Linked DNA regions of Homo sapiens: region 1 is linked to region 2. Evidence: chromatin loops called from intact Hi-C (ENCODE). Cell type or tissue: PC-3. All regions are shown on one strand.

Region 1 (8,000 bases), 260 kb before region 2:
TTGCTTATCCAGCTATACGATATCTTCTGTGTATCCTTTCCTGCCTGCGTGGACCCTCATGAACCAATGCTTTCTCCCCTCAAATAAGGCAACAGAAGAAATGAAAAAAAGTACTGTTGAGGCCGGGCATGGTAGCTCACACCTATAATCCCAGGAGTTTGGGAAGCCGAGGCAGGCGTATCGCCTGAAGTCAGGAGTTCAAGACCTGCCTGGCCAACATGGCGAAACCCCGCATTTACTAAAAATGCAATATATTAGCCGGGTGTGGTAGCGTGCACCTGTAATCCCAGCTACTTGGGAAGCTGAGGCAGGAGAATCGCTTGAACCCGGGAAGCGGAGGTTGCTGTGAGCTGATATCAAGCCACTGCACTCCAACCCCATCTCAAAAAAACAAAACAAAGCATAACTACTGTTCACATACAAGTGATCCTTCCAGTCATGTTTTCTTTAACAACATATACTTTAGATGGAGAGAAGGGAACAGGAAAAACCCTAAGTCTTTGCCATGTTATTCATTTCTGTGCAAAACAGGACTGGCTGATACTACATATTCCAGATGGTAAGAACTTCCTGTTGTTTCTTCTGTCTGTTAGGTTTAGTTATCCTGTTACTGTGGTAGCCTTGCAGCTTTAATTTTCTTTTCTTTTCTTTTCTTTTTTTTTTTTTTTTTGAGATGGAGTTTCGCTCTTGTCGGCCAGTCTGGAGTGCAGAGGCGCAATCTCAGGTCACCGCAACCTCCGCCTCCCAGGCTCAAGAGATTCTCCTGCCTCAGCCTCCCAAGTAGCTGGGATTACAGGCGCCCACCACACCACCACGCCCAGCTAATTTTTTTTTTTTTTTTTTTTTGAGACGGAGTCTTGCTCTGTCGCCCAGGCTGGAGTGCAGTGGCACGATCTCAGCTCACTGCAAGCTCCGCCTCCCGGGTTCACACCATTCTTCTGCCTCAGCCTCCTGAGTAGCTGGGACTACAGGCGCCCGCCACCATGCCCGGCTAATTTTTTTTGTATTTTTAGTAGAGACAGGGTTTCACCATGTTGGCCAGGCTGGTCTCGAACTCCTGACTTCAGGTGATCCACCTGCCTTGGCCTCCCAAAGTGCTGGGATTACAGGCATGAGCCATTGCACCCGGCCTCAGCTTTACTTTCCTAACAGGGATCTGATAGCTAAAGGAAAAGCCTTTGCCAGTCACGATGGCTCAAACCTATAATCCCAGCACTTTGGGAGGCTGAGGCTGGAATATTGCTTAGAGCCCAGGAGGAGGCTGCAGTGAGCTGTGATCGCACCACTACACTCTAGCGTGGGCAACAAAGCAAGACCCTGTCTCAAAAAAAAAAAAAAAAAAGAAGAAGAAGAAAAGCCTTTACTCCAGATGTAGAGCAGACTGAGCTCATCCATCATGATTTCTTCGTGATATTACTGCCAAGCAGATTATAAGGTGAAGTCAATGTGACAAAAGGAAATTCGGCTAAAAGCTTCCTGAAGCCTTTTGATGCTAAGCAGTCCTTCTTTTGATATTTAATACCCATGGACATAAACTTCTGCCTTAGAGGTCGCCATGGAGTTTTGTTTTGTTTTGTTTTGTTTTGTTTTTGCCATCTGTTAACAGTCCTGAGTACCCATAGAGCCTTTTACTATTTATCAGCATTCTAGAGTCGTCAGTATGGATTGTCAAAACTTGCATTTGTCTCTTTTTTGTTCAGTGTTGTGTGCATCCACATTTTCTTTCTTTTTTAAACAACCCTGCTTATGTAACATCCACATTTTCTGACTTACCTTTCAAACCTGCCAGAAAGCAGAAGTGATATTTAATACACTTGGTATGTTTTATATATTGATTCTAATGATAATGTTTAGTCTAAGATGGACCTGACAAGGCCAGGCATAGTGGTTCAACAGCACTTTGAGAGGCTGAGGCAGGATGATTGCCTGAGCCTAGGAGTTCAAGGTTACAGTGAACTGTGATCACATCCTGCCTTCTAGCCTGGGTGACAGAGCAAGACCCTGTCTCAAAAAAAAAAAAAAAAAAGAAAAGAAATATATATATGAGAAACTAAAGTCATTTCCCATAACTTAAAAGAGGCATAGAATATTTCGAGTTGAATACAGTTTCTGCCTGGCTTGTTTTCTTCTGCCTCTTTTTTTTAAAGCTCATCTTTGGGTGAAAAATTGTCGGGATCTTCTGCAGTCCAGCTACAACAAACAGCGCTTTGATCAACCTTTAGAGGCTTCAACCTGGCTGAAGAATTTCAAAACTACAAATGAGCGCTTCCTGAACCAGGTGACTAGACTCCCAGAAGTTGAGTGCTAGGTAGTCCTTACATGGATTCTTTGTGCCCTGAGTACCAATAGACTATGGAGAACTGATACTGGAGTTGGAATAACTGTATCATTTTTAATTTCTTTCATACGTTTTGCTCACAGTGGACTCATAACTTGAAACTCATTTATCCATGTGAAATAAATAGGCAACAGTAAGTTGTTCCCATTTTGTGGGTAGCAAAGTGAAATCCAGTTGATTCATTGACTTTTCAAGGTACAGCCTCCAATCCCTCGCAAGCACATTTCCAACTACATGATTTTCTCCAGACAATATCTTTTTAGGGAACCAGAAATGTATTGGAAAAATTCTTCTTTACCCTGGTGATTCTTAGATACCCTGTCTAGACCAGGGGCCTTCAACTCTGGATATAAAGCAGAGTCACCTAAGAGCTTGTTAAAAATGCAGATGCCAGAGTCTCATTCTGGACATTTTCATCAGAATCCCTTATGTATGTTTATTCAAGGCTCCAAGCAGAAATGGATTAGAAAGCATTCACTTTGGTCAGGCACAGGGGCTCACACCTGTAATGTCAGCACTTTGGGAGGCCAAGGCAGGCAGATCACCTGAGGTCAGGAGTTCAAGATGAGCCTGGCCAACATGGTGAAATCCCATCTCTACTAAAAATACAAATATTAGCCGGGTGTGGTGGTGCACGCCTGTAGGCCCATCTATTCAGGAGGCTGAGGCAGGGGAATCTCTTGAACCTGGGAATCAGAGGTTTCAGTGAGCCGAGATAGCGCCATTGTACTCCAGCCTGGGTAACAGAGCGAGATATGGTCTCAAAAAAAAGATAAAAGAGGTCAGGCGTGTGGCTCAGACATGTAATTCCAGCATTTTGGGAGGCCGAGGTGGGCAGATCACCTGAGGTCAGGAATTCTAGACCAGCCTGGCCAACATGGCGAAACCCCATCTCTACTAAAAATACAAAAATTAGCCAGGCGTGGTGACACACGCCTGAAATCCCAGCTACTTGGGAGGCTGAGGCAAGAGAATCCCTTAAACCTGGGAGGTGGATGTTGCAGCGAGCTGAGATCATGCCACTGCACTTCAGCCTGGGTTACAGAGAAAGAAGCTGTCTCAAAAAAAAAAAAAAAGAAAGAAAAGAAAGCATTCACTTCTACATTGAGGTCTCTTACAGAACCTGAACAATAGATTAAAATGAACTCCTGTTAACCTTAGCCTCCAACCTTTTCAAGGGATGGTTTCACCCTTAGGCCAAGTAGCCTTTTTTTTGGTTTTTATTTTCTTTGCTTGCTTTTAGATAAAAGTTCAAGAGAAGTATGTCTGGAATAAGAGAGAAAGCACTGAGAAAGGGAGTCCTCTGGGAGAAGTGGTTGAACAGGTATAAGAAAAAACACTGAATGTGTAACATGCGATAACAAGAGAAGGCCTCTGGTAGCACTACAATCCACTGTCTCTCCCAATAGGGCATAACACGGGTGAGGAACGCCACAGATGCAGTTGGAATTGTGCTGAAAGAGCTAAAGAGGCAAAGTTCTTTGGGTATGTTTCACCTCCTAGTGGCCGTGGATGGAATCAATGCTCTTTGGGGAAGAACCACTCTGAAAAGAGAAGATAAAAGCCCGGTAGGAAAACTGGGTGTCTCTATCTTGTTTCTCTGATTTCTGATTCCATCAGTATGGAGGCTGGGTCTTAGCCTTGTAGACCATGCAATATGTTTTCTTGCCCTAGGAATATTTGAAGATAAACAGTAAAGAGCTGGGTGCAGTGGCTCACGCCTGTAATCCCATTGGCTCACGAGGCTGAGGTGGGAGGATCGCTTGAGGCCAGGAGTTCAAGACTAGGATGGGCACTATAGCAAGGCCCCTGCCTCTAAAAAAATAAGAAATTAGCCGGTAGCTGGCATGGTGGCACACACCTGTAGTCACTGCTACTGGAAGGCTGAGGCCAGAGGATCACTTGAGCCCTGGAGTTCAAGGTTGTAGTGTGGCATGATTGCAACACTGCACACCAACCTGGGTGACAGAGTGAAATCCTGTCTCTTAAAAAATATATATATGGCTGGGCACAGTGGCTCATGCCTGTAATCCCAGCACTTGGGGAGGCTGAGGCGGGCGGATCACCTGAGCTTGGAGTTCGAGACCAGCCTGACCAACATGGAGAAACCCATCTCTACTAAAAATACAAAATTAGCCGGGCATGGTGGTGCATGACTGTAATCCCAGTTACTCGGGAGGCTGAGGCAGGAGAATCGCTTGAACCCAGGAGGCGGAGGTTGCAGTGAGCCGAGATCGCCATATATATATATTCATATATATGTATATATACACACATATATATTCATATATGTATATATACACACATATATTCATATATATTTATATATACATATATTCATATGTTTTCATAATATACGAATATACCTATATGTTCATATATGTATATATAATATTCATATATGTATATATGTATATATAATATTCATATATGTATATATGTATATATACGTATATATGCACACATACATATTCGTATATGCATATGCACACATACATATTCGTATATATATGTGAAGATAAACAGCAAGGCCTGGTGTGATGGCTGATAAATCCCAGCACTTTTAGGAGGCCAAGAGGTGATTTGCTTGAGTCCAGGAGTTTGGAGTTTGAGGTCAGCCTGGGCAGCACAGTGAAACCCTGTCCCTACAAAAAATATAAAAAACTAGCTGGGCATGGTGGTTTGCACCTGTATGTAGCTCCAGCTACTTGGAAGGCTAAGATGGGAGGATGGCTTGAGCCCAAGAGGCAGAGCCCGCAATGAGTGGAGATCGTGCCACTGCATTCCAGGCTGGGCAACAGAATGAGACTCTGTCTCAAAAAAATAAAAAAAAAGAAAAGATAAACAGTAAAATGGAATCAGAGGAGGAGGTAATGCCAAGAGTTCCACTATTCATTGAAAACTAAGGGAGTATGTTGTGGAAAGAGAATGACAGCAGAAGCTATGTTTTCTTTCTTAATTTTTATCTGTCTTTTGATTCTTTTTTCAAAATGAGTCTAGATGGTCTAAGCAGAGGAGATCAGAAGCATCAAAATGGGGCTGGTTTGGGGCAGTGGGTGTTTTTCTCAGTGACTGTTAATCTCCAGAAGCATGGCAGTTCTAGGGCCAGAGGCTACGTGGCTTATCCTAGAGGGAGTACCTTCAGGTATACAATTATGTCTTAGTTGAGGGTTTTAAAAAAATTGTTGTCACCAGGTGCAGTGGCTCATGCTTGTAATCCCAGCACTTTGGTAGGCCGAGGTGGGTGGATCACAAGGTCAGGAGTTTGAGACCGTCCTGGCTAACACGGGGAAACCCTGTCTCTACTAAAAATACAAAAAAATTAGGCTCTGGTGGCGCGCGCCTATAGTCCCAGCTACTCAGGAGGCTGAGGCAGGAGAATCGCTTGAACCCAGGAGGTGGAGGTTGCAGTGAGCCCAAATCGCGCCACTGCACTCCAGCCTGGGCGACAGAGCGAGACTCTGTCAAAAAAAAAAAAAAATTGTTGTCAATTGTTTCGGGAGAACATCTAGGAAAGGCACGTGATGATCTCTTCTCTCTTTCTGTCCGATATGCAGATTGCCCCCGAGGAATTAGCACTTGTTCACAACTTGAGGAAAATGATGAAAAATGATTGGGTAAGTGCATATGATACCTCACACATTTCAGAAAGAAATGTATTATCATTTTAAACATGTTCTACTATTTCATTGCTAATACTTTACAGTCTCTAATTTTATGGACAGTAAGTTATTATGTCTTATTTAATTCCTGTATCTGTACCAAGTTAGAAATAAAGTCTGAATTAAAATCTATATATATGTGGTTTATAATCTTTCCAAAGTAAGTTTATTCAAAACCATTTTATTTAAATATTGGCCTAATTTTATTTTGCTTGCAGACATTTAAAGTGTTTTTGTATCTCCTTACCGTCTTTGGAAAAGAGTTTGAGACCCACAAATATGTCATGGTAAATTTAAAATCAGGTAGCAGTTTATTGTCAGAGCCAAATCTGGAATAACCAATTTAGTTGCCATTTAACTGTGCTAGACCACACTTTTGTAACACTGTATGCCCAAGAAAGAAAAAAAAAATCTACAGATGATTAATGCAGTTTTCCATCCTTTTTAACTTTTTCCAGTTCAGCCTTTTCTCTTTTCTTTCAGCATGGAGGCGCCATTGTGTCGGCTTTGAGCCAGACTGGGTCTCTCTTTAAGCCCCGGAAAGCCTATCTGCCCCAGGAGTTGCTGGGAAAGGTCAAGTCAAAGGAAAATTTGTTTCTACTTAGATTGTTATCCTGTTTAAAGAAAAATATTTTTATTAATCTATGTATTTTGACATAATTTCAGACTTAGAGAAAAATCATATTCCTGTATGCCCTTCCCCTGGATTCCTAAAATATTAACTTGATCATCATTGCTTTATCCGTCTCCGTCTTTCTCCAGAGTTTCTTTTCTTTTTTTTTTTTTTGAGACGGAGTCTTGCTCTGTCAACCAGGCTTGAGTGCAATGGCGCAATTTCGGCTCACTGCAACCTCCGCCTTCCGGGTTCAAGTGATTCTCCTGTCTCGGCCTCCTAAGTAGCTGGGATTACAGGCGTCCACTACCACGCCCAGCTAATTTTTTGTATTTTTAGTAGAGACGAGGTTTCACCATGTTGGCCAGGCTGGTTTCAAGCTCCTGACCTCAAGTGATCCGCCTACCTCAGCCTCCCAAAGTGCTAGGATTATAGGCGTGAGCCACGGCGCCTGGCCTTGATGCTTCTTTGTCTCCAAATAATGTCTCATTCCTAAGAACAAAGATACTCTAATATACCCTGAGCATAATTATCAAAGTCAGAAAATTGACATTGATATCATACTTTTACCTAATTGGTGGGATTTATTCTGATGTAGCCAGTTATCCCAGTATCTTTTATAGAAAAATAAATCCCAGATAATGTGTTACATTAAGTTGTCATGTCTCTGGCTGGGTGCGGTGGCTCATGCCTGTAATCCCAGCACTTTGGGAGGCCGAGGCAGGCGGATCATGAGGTCAGGAGATCGAGACCATCCTGGCTAACATGGTGAAACCCCGTCTCTACTAAAAATACAAAAAATTAGCCAGGCGTCGTGGCGCGTGGCTGTAATCCCAGCTACTCAGGAGGCCGAGGTAGGAGAATCGCTTGAACCCGGGAGGTGGAGGTTGCAGTGAGCCGAGATTGCGCCACTGCACTACAGCGTGGGTGACAGAGCGAGACTCCGTCTCAAAAAAAAGAAAAAGTTGTCATGTCTCTTTGGTCTCCTTTAATCTGTGACAGTCTGTCAGTCTTTGTCATTTGAAATCTTTATGTTTTTGGCATGTGCATGCCAGCTATTTTGTAGGTCACTTTTTGGGGTTGTCTGAGGTTTCCTCCTGAATAGAAGTGATGTTAGAAGTGATGACATGTCTGAGTGAGTGCATCCTATCAGGAGGCACATTTCTCCCATTACTGGTAATGATTTTGGAACTGTTAGCTGAGGTGTTGTCCATCTGGTTTCTCTTCAGTAAAGTTATTATTTTGCTTTGGAATTAATATGTATGTTGTAGAGATATACTTTGAGACTAGGTAAAGATCCTGTTACTTCTCAAACTTCCACCTACTGGTTTTAGTATCCATTACTTTAGTTATACCTGGCATGGAGCCTCCGCAGCTGGTATGGTCT
Region 2 (8,000 bases):
TACAGGCGTGTGCCACCGCGCCCGGCCTATTGAGCTCATCTTATGTGCCAGCCTCTGTGCTGAATACTTTGACACCTTTTGTTCATTTAATAATCACAATTTTAAAAGACAATTTATTATTCTGATTTTCAGAAAGATAAAATAAATTGCTCAGCGGGTAAATAAATGAAGGATCTAGCAGTCAGTTCGACTCCGAAATCCTGTTCTTTCTACTGTAGTACATTGAAATGGGGATCAGGGGAGACATGCAAAGATGCTGATGGAGAAAAGCGGTTGATGGGATCACTTGAGGTCAGGAGTTTGAGACCAGCATGGTCAACACGGTGAAACTCTGTGTCTACTAAAAATAGAAAAATTAGCCAGGCGTGGTGGCAGGCCCCTGTAATGCCAGCTACTCAGGAGGCTGAGGCAGGAGAATTGTTTGTATCCGGGAGGCGGAGTTTGCAGTGAGCCGAGATCGTGCCACTGCACTCCAGCCTAGGCAACAAACCAAGACTCCATCTCAAAAAATAAAAATAAAAAAAGCAGGTGATGGGATGACATGGAGTTTTTGTTTTGCTTTGTTTTGTTTTGTTTTGTTTTTTGCTGCTTCCCTGATAGGCTATATACTGCTCCCTTCAGCCTCTCCCCCAAACCACAGGCGCCCAAACAATGAGGCCAGGGTTGGAACCCCTGGCCAGCTAGATGATGAGCTGAAGGGGAGGCAACCTTTAGCCAGCAGACTTGAGACATCTCAGTGTACTCAGGGTCTGCTGGCTAGCAGGCCCAGTGGGGTCTCCAAAGCCCTTCTGTATCCTTAATGGTCCTTAAACCCTGGTTGAAGATCCCCCCAGTTGTGTTTACTTAAGCCAGAAGGCTGGGCAATCTCTATATCCTTTCTCCATCGATCATCCTATGATTGTTTTGTTAGAGAATTATTATTGTTCAGGGTACCAGATCTTAGTTTCATTCCACAGATAATAAGTTCGGCTCCAGGCTGGGCATGGTGGCTCACACCTGTAATCCCTGCACTTTGAGAGGCCAAGGTGAGTGGATCACTTGAGGCCAGGAGCTTGAGACCAGCCTGGCCAACATGGTGAAAACCCATCTCTACTAAAAATACAAAACTTTGCAGGGTGTGGTGTTGCGGGAAGTCAGGGACCCCAAACGGAGGGACCGGCTGAAGCCATGGCAGAACGTGGATTGTGAAGACTTCATGGACATTTATTAGTTCCCCAAATTAATACTTTTATAATTTCCTATACCTGTCTTTACTGCAATCTTGGAACATAAAATTGTGAAGATTTCATGGACACTTACCACTTCCCCAATCAATACCCTTGTGATTTCCTATGCCTGTCTTTACTTTACTTTCTTAATCCTGTCAGCTGAGGAGGATGTATGTCGCCTCAGGACTCTGTGATAATTGCGTTAACTGCACAAATTGTACAGCATGTGTGTTTGAACAATATGAAATGTGGGCACCTTGAAAAAAGAACAGGATAACAGCAATTGTTCAGGGAATAAGAGAGATAACCTTAAACTCTGACCACCGGTGAGCCGGGTGGAACAGAGCCATATTTCTCTTCTTTCAAAAGCAAATGGGAGAAATATCGCTGAATTCTTTTTCTCAGCAAGGAACATCCCTGAGAAAGAGAATGCACCCCTGAGGGTGGGTCTATAAATGGCCCCCTTGGGTGTGGCCGTCTTCTATGGTCCAGACTGTAGGGATGAAATAAACCCTAGTCTCCCATAGTGCTCCCAGGCTTATTAGGAAGAGAAAATTCCCGCCTAATAAATTTTGGTCAGACCGGTTGCTCTCAAAACCCTGTCTCCTGATAAGATGTTACCAATAACAATGGTGCCCGAAACTTCATTAGCAATTTTAATTTCGCCCTGGTCCTCTGGTCCTGTGATCTCGCCCTGCCTCCATTTGCCTTGTGATATTCTATTACCTTGTGAAGTACGTGATCTTTGTGACCCACACCCTATTCGTACACTCCGTCCCCTTTTGAAAGTCCCTAATAAAACCTTACCGGTTTTGCGGCTTGTGGGGCATCACGGAACCTACCGACATGTGATGTCTCCCCCGGATGCCCAGCTTTAAAATTTCTCTCTTTTGTACTCTGTCCCTTTATTTATCAAACTGGCCAACGCTTAGGGAAAATAGAAAAGAACCCACATGACTATCGGGGCAGGTTCCCCAATAGTGTGGTGGCAGGCGCCTGTAATCCAAGCTGCTTGGGAGGCTGAGGCAGGAAAATAACTTGATCCCAGGAGGCAGAGGTTGCAGTGAGCCAAGATCGCGCCACTGCACTCCAGCCTGGGCAACAGAGGGAGACCCTGTCTCAAAATACATAAGTAAATAAATAAATAAATAAGTTCAGCTCCAAATTGGGGAAATGTGGGGTCCACAGAAAGAAGTGGTTATAATTACTAGGGGAACAGGGCCCTTTTACTGAGAGAGGAACACATACACCCTCATCAACACAGAGGCACCGACACAGAAAGGAAGAAACAGAGTCTTGGAGAAAGAGACAGAGGCAGGGTACCCGGAGTCAGGGACAGAGCACACAGACCCAGGGGAGCAGACAGAGGTGCATAGACGATAGATTCCCATTCGCTCAGATGGAGCCAGAGCAATGCCCGGGCACAGAGAGACCCAGCAGCTGGCAGAACAGAGGAGACGTAGGATAGAATGGTGGCTAGACAGGCGAGGGGCAGGAGAGGAGGAGCAAGGCAGGGGCCTTCATGGGGATCTGTCTGTCCGTACCAGCCGGGAGGCGTAGCCACCCTGGTGCTGCAGTCCCAGAAAGGTGTCCAGTCCTTCTCGGATCTGCAGGAAGAGGGCCTCCTTGGGGCCTGGGCATCCCGATGCTTGCAGTCTCCTCCTGAAACACACATCGCCACCACTACCGTCTGTATCCAGTGGCCAGTGACGGGCACCAGGGAGGAACACTGCCTCGCCTCAGCCCAGCCCTGTTGCTTGCCCCCAGCCCAGCCCTTCCTGTTGGCATAAGCACAGCCCAGACCCAAACTGGTCCTACTTTGGGGCTCTGCTTTGCCAGGGCTGCAGAGTTGGCTGTGGGCAAGAGTGGCCCCTGCTGGTCAAAGGGCAGTACTGCCTCCAGAAGAAAGCCAGGGTTCAGGGGAAGGCGAACAGCAAGAGCAAGCTGAATTCTCCCTCCTTGCCTGGTTGCTGATGCCAACCTTTGCCCCTGCTCAGCCAAATAGTGCACTCAGGACTCCCTTCCCTCTCTAACCAAGGGGCAGAATTAATGCCTGACTGTGAAAGGTGGGTGACACTTGAAAGACCCTGAGATACAGTTGGTGCCACATAAGGGGGGCCCAGGCATTTGGGCATCTCTGCTTTCAGCCAGCTACCCTTAGGAAGGTGCCATGAGCCCTGCAGGCATTGCTTCTCATCTGAGTTCCCACCCAAGCCAGTTCAGGGACAAGGCCCAGGGTCCTCTCCCCTCACTGAAACCAGCCAGCCCTGCCCGGGAGCTAGGGAAGGTTGGTTCACTCACCAGAGCTAAAGGAACTTGTTCAAGGGGACCATTGTCAAAGCAGAGAGACAGTGCCCTTCCATGGCCAGCAGCCCCTACAATGTTCACTCACACTGAACTCTTCATGCTGACCCCCGGACCTTCTCTTTCTGACTTCCTCTGACTTTGGGGAAGTGGTCAGGGGTTTTCCAAGGGAGGGGGAAGAGATGATCTCTCTGCTCCAGTCCACCAAGCCTATGCAGAAGTCTGAGCAAGAACAACTGATCTCATGTGGCAATGCGGGACCATGAGTTAATCCAAGACATCCTGGGTTGTCCTCAGCCTGCAACCAAAAGCCCGGCAAAGGCCTGGCAATGGGGCAGGCCAAATGTCCCAACCGTGAGACCACCTCTCTCAAGAAATCTCTGAAAGTTCTTTGGGCCTCAGTTTCCTTATCTGTAAAATGAGGAGATTGTGCCATATGCTCTCTGAGTTCCTTTGTGGTTCTATTACACCATTATGTGGTTCTATGAAACCCACCGTGGGAGGCAGAAGCAAGAAGATCCAGTGTCCTGATACTCCCCCTGACTCCACACCTCCCTCCCACTCCCACCCTCAGTCTTCCCTGAGAGAAGGAGGTAAGAGCCACTGTGGAGAGGCATATTTTGGAAGGCAGCATCCATCCTCCCCCAAAGGCCCACAAATGGGATTGAGCTCTGGTTCTCCAGGGAAAGGACTGAGGGCCCAGGTCTCCTTGATTCTTGTTGTTCTTCGGATGGTTGTCTCTTGAGGGAGATGACTAGAGAGTTATCTAGTTCCTTCCCACTTTCCCATTTTCTCCAAGGTCTAGGCCTGGAAGGAAGGAGGTACAGGAGGTCCCCTGGGGGCTTACGTATTCAGTGGGCCCTCGAGCTCCCTGCCAGGCCCCCAACTATGTCTTCTGAAGACGTCTTTGTTTTCGGCCGTGGGCCCGGAAAGCCCCTGACCTTTGGAGGGGTACAGCATGCGAGCCATTCCCCTCCTTTATTTCCCCATCTCTTCTTCCTCCAGTTGTTCTCTGGATTCAACTGCAGAAAGGCAGAGGCCAGTGTGGCCTCACGGGCACCTTGTCTCCACCTGCTCAGAACACGTCTGGGACGGCTCTGTTCGTGGGAGACACACACAGACCAGTCTGCGTCAGCAGGAAATAAGAGTGAGCAGGGTTCTAGAACTCTGAAACCTTGGGACTAGAAGTGTGTCACAGTCAGCTGGACTTAGGAGTGCCTAGCCACCACTCACTTTACTGAGACACATAACTGGATAATGTGTCACATTGTGACACATTGTGACCTCAGGGTCACATTGTGACACATTGTGACCTCAGGGTCACATTGTGAATTAGCTGCAGACTCAAGGCTAGAACTTAGGTTTTCTGGATCCCAGTTCAGTGTCCTTTCTAGTACATAAAGAGATCCTCATTGTCTCCTTCTTATTCCATTTACTGAGGACTTATATAGCAGAAAGCCAAGCAAAGAGAAATAGATATTGTTCCTATCCTCAAGGAATCAGAGTCTAGTGAGTGGGTGAGTGTGTGTGTGTGTGTGTGAACAAGCAAAAGAACAAATCACAGATGACTCCATAACTGGCTCACATATGCCAAATGCCACAAGAGAAGTTTCAACAAAAGGCTTTAGGCTGTTAAAGGAGTGAGGGCACGTGACCAGTTGGGAGACTCAAAAAAGGCCAGGTGCGGTGGCTCAGCCAGCACTTTGGGAGGCTGAGGTGGGTGGATTGCTTGAGCCCAGCTGTTCTAGACCAGCCCGGGCAACATAGCGAGACACTGTCTCCACAAAAAAACAAAATGTTAGCCGGGTGTGGTGGCACGTGCTTATAGTCCCAGCTACTTGGGAGGCTGAGGTGGGAGGATCACTTGAGCCCAGGAGTTCAAGGCTGCAGTGAGCTATGATCATGCCACTGCACTCCAGCCTGGGTGACAGAGTAAGACACTGTTTGCTTTTGTTTTGTTTTGTTTTGTTTTTTGAGACAGAGTTTCGCTCCTGTTGCCCAAGCTGGAGTGCAATGGTGCGATCTCAGCTCACTGCAACCTCTGCCTCCTGGGTTCAAGCGATTCTCCTGCCTCAGCCTCCCGAGTAGCTGGGATTACAGGCACACCCCACCATGCCTGGATAATTTGTATTTTTAGAAGAAATGGGGTTTCACCATGTTAGCCAGGCTGGTCTCAAACACCCAACCTCAGGTGATCCGTCCGCCTCAGCCTCCCAAAGTGCTGGGATTACAAGCGTGAGCCACCGTGCTCGGCCTTGTTTTTTTTGTTTCGTTGTTTTTTTGTTTTTTTTTTGAGACAGAGTCTCGCTCTGTCGCCCAGGCCATAGTGCAGTGGCGCAATCTCAGCTCACTGCAAGCTCCACCTCCCGGGTTCATGCCATTCTGCCATTCTCTTGCCTCAGCCTCCCGAGTAGCTAGGCCTACAGGTGCCTGCCACCATGCCCAGCTAATTTTTTGTATTTTTAGTAGAGAGGGGGTTTCACCGTGTTAGCCAGGATGGTCTCGATCTCTTGACCTCATGATCTGCCCGCCTTGGCCTCCCAAAGTGCTGGGATTACAGGCGTGAGCCACTGCGCTGGGCCTGTTTTTGTTTTTAAAGGGGAGGAGGAAACAGAAATAAGCAGATGGCCTTTGAGATGTGCCTGGAAGGGTAAAGTGGTTAGGATTTGGCCAGGGTAGAGGGAGAGGATTTTAGGCAGATAAAGTAGCAGGGGGAGGCCGGGTACGGTGGCTCACTCCTGTAATCCCAACACTTTGGGAGGCTGAGGTGGGCGGATCACGAGGTCAGGCGTTCAAGATCATCCTGGCTAACACGGTGAAACCCCGTCTCTATTAAAAATACAAAAAAATTAGCTGGGTGTGGTGGCGGGTGCCTGTAGTCCCAGCTACTCGGGAGACTGAGGCAGGAGAATGGCATGAACCCAGGAGGCGGAGCTTGCAGTGAGCTGAGGTCGGACTCCAGCCTGGGCGACAGAGCGAGACTTTGTCTCAAAAAAAAAAGAAAAAAAATTAGCCGGGCGTGGTAGCGGGCGCCTATAATCCCAACTACTTGGGAGGCTGAGGCAGGAGAATTACTTGAACCTGGGAGGCGGAGGTCACAGTGAGCCAAGATTGTGCCATTGCACTCCAGCCTGCATGACAACAGCAAGATTCCATCTCAAAAAAAAAAAAAAAAAAAAGGTAGAAAAAAGTAGCAGGGAGAAAAGGTTCATGAGTGATAAAGTGTTGTGATTTCTCTTTCTCCCTCTCCCTCTCCTCCCCCTTCCTCTTCTTCTCCTTCTTCTGATGGAGCTTCACTCTTGTTGCCCAGGCTGGAGTGCTATGGCGTGATCTCACCTCACCGCAATCTCTGCCTCCTGGGTTCAAGTGATTCTCCTGCCTCAGCCTCCTGAGTAGCTGGGATTACAGGCATGCGCCTCCAGGCCCAGCTAATTTTGTATTTTTTTTTAGTAGAGATGGGGTTTCTCCATGTTGATCAGGCTGGTATCAAACTCCTGACCTCAGGTGATCTGCCCACCTCTGCCTCCCAAAGTGCTGGGATTACAGGTGTGAGCCACCATGCCCGGCATGATTTCTTCTTCTAAGAGTCTGGTCATATGCAGAGTGAAAGCCAGTCTGACCTCTCTCCATGGTGCAAAGAGAAGGGCTCCAAGCATCAGCCACAGAGCACACATTTCCTCCACTCTCTCCCAAATGGGCGTTGTTCTCAGTGCCCAACACTCCCGGTTGGCATCATGGCTTGCCTCAGTGTGTCTCAGAATTAAGAACCCTCAGGTGCTCTTAAAGTTGAAAATGATAAGCCCCACTCCAGAAAGAAGTGCCAAGTCCCAGAGTACCAGGGGCAGGAAGGGCAGGAAGGGAAATAGCATTTACTGCATACCTCTGTACACTTCACTCTTAGGCCATGTCTCTCTCGACCTTCTGCTCTAATGAGTCTCCCAGGCTCCCTTTCTCCTGGGACCACTTCTAGCTACTTAGACATCAGGAGTGCCCAGAAGGATCAGGAAGCCGGGACCCAAAACCTTCCCTCTTTCAAGGCTTTCTGTGGGGCTGTCAGACCTTCTCCAGGTTGTCTTAACCACCCCAGGGAAGTCCAGGTTATCAGTTATTGTCCCTTCAATCTACTTTCCTCCGTCACTGCAATCTGTTCACTGCCCTCACCCCACCCAGAGCAGCTGAGAAGAAAGTGCTGCGCCACAGGCTGGGCGCAGTCGCTCACGCCCGTAATCCCAGCACTTTGGGAGGCCAAGGCGGGCAGATCACGAGGTCAGGAGTCCGAGACCAGCCTGGCCAATATGGTGAAACCCTGTCTCTACTAAAAATGCAAAAATTAGCTAGGCATGGTGGCACGTGCCTGTAGTCCCCGCTACTTGGGAGGCTGAGGCAGGAGAATCGCTTGAACCCAGGAGGCAGAGGTTGCAGTGAGCCGAGATCGCGCCATTACACTCCAGCCTGGGCAATAGAGCAAGACTCCGTCTCAAAAAAAAA

The links. Peaks named below come from ENCODE experiments on the same cell type or tissue, not always from the same donor. Only the 100,000 strongest peaks of a DNase experiment are listed, where the experiment ranks them.
Region 1: a loop joins it to region 2, with 23 times the contacts of the local background. A loop is called at or near these places in 3 of 110 quality-filtered maps.

What each region holds. Positions count from the first base shown.
Region 1 is chr1:155,725,461-155,733,460 of GRCh38, forward strand. It overlaps DAP3 (death associated protein 3), which reads left to right. Exons shown (of 13, transcript NM_004632.4): 5 at 1-30; 6 at 467-559; 7 at 2,148-2,278; 8 at 3,582-3,662; 9 at 3,748-3,906; 10 at 5,896-5,955; 11 at 6,484-6,573. Among named protein-coding and RNA genes, the nearest start is that of DAP3, 40 kb to the left of the region's middle. In PC-3, CTCF peaks have their summits at 3,840 (motif pointing left) and 6,491; a DNase peak (open chromatin) is centred at 3,781.
Region 2 is chr1:155,986,482-155,994,481 of GRCh38, forward strand. ARHGEF2-AS1 (ARHGEF2 antisense RNA 1) reads left to right here and starts at 4,893. Exons shown (of 2, transcript XR_001738248.2): 1 at 4,893-5,029. RefSeq lists enhancers at 2,789-2,868, 3,739-3,808. In PC-3, a CTCF peak has its summit at 3,076 (motif pointing left); a DNase peak (open chromatin) is centred at 3,070.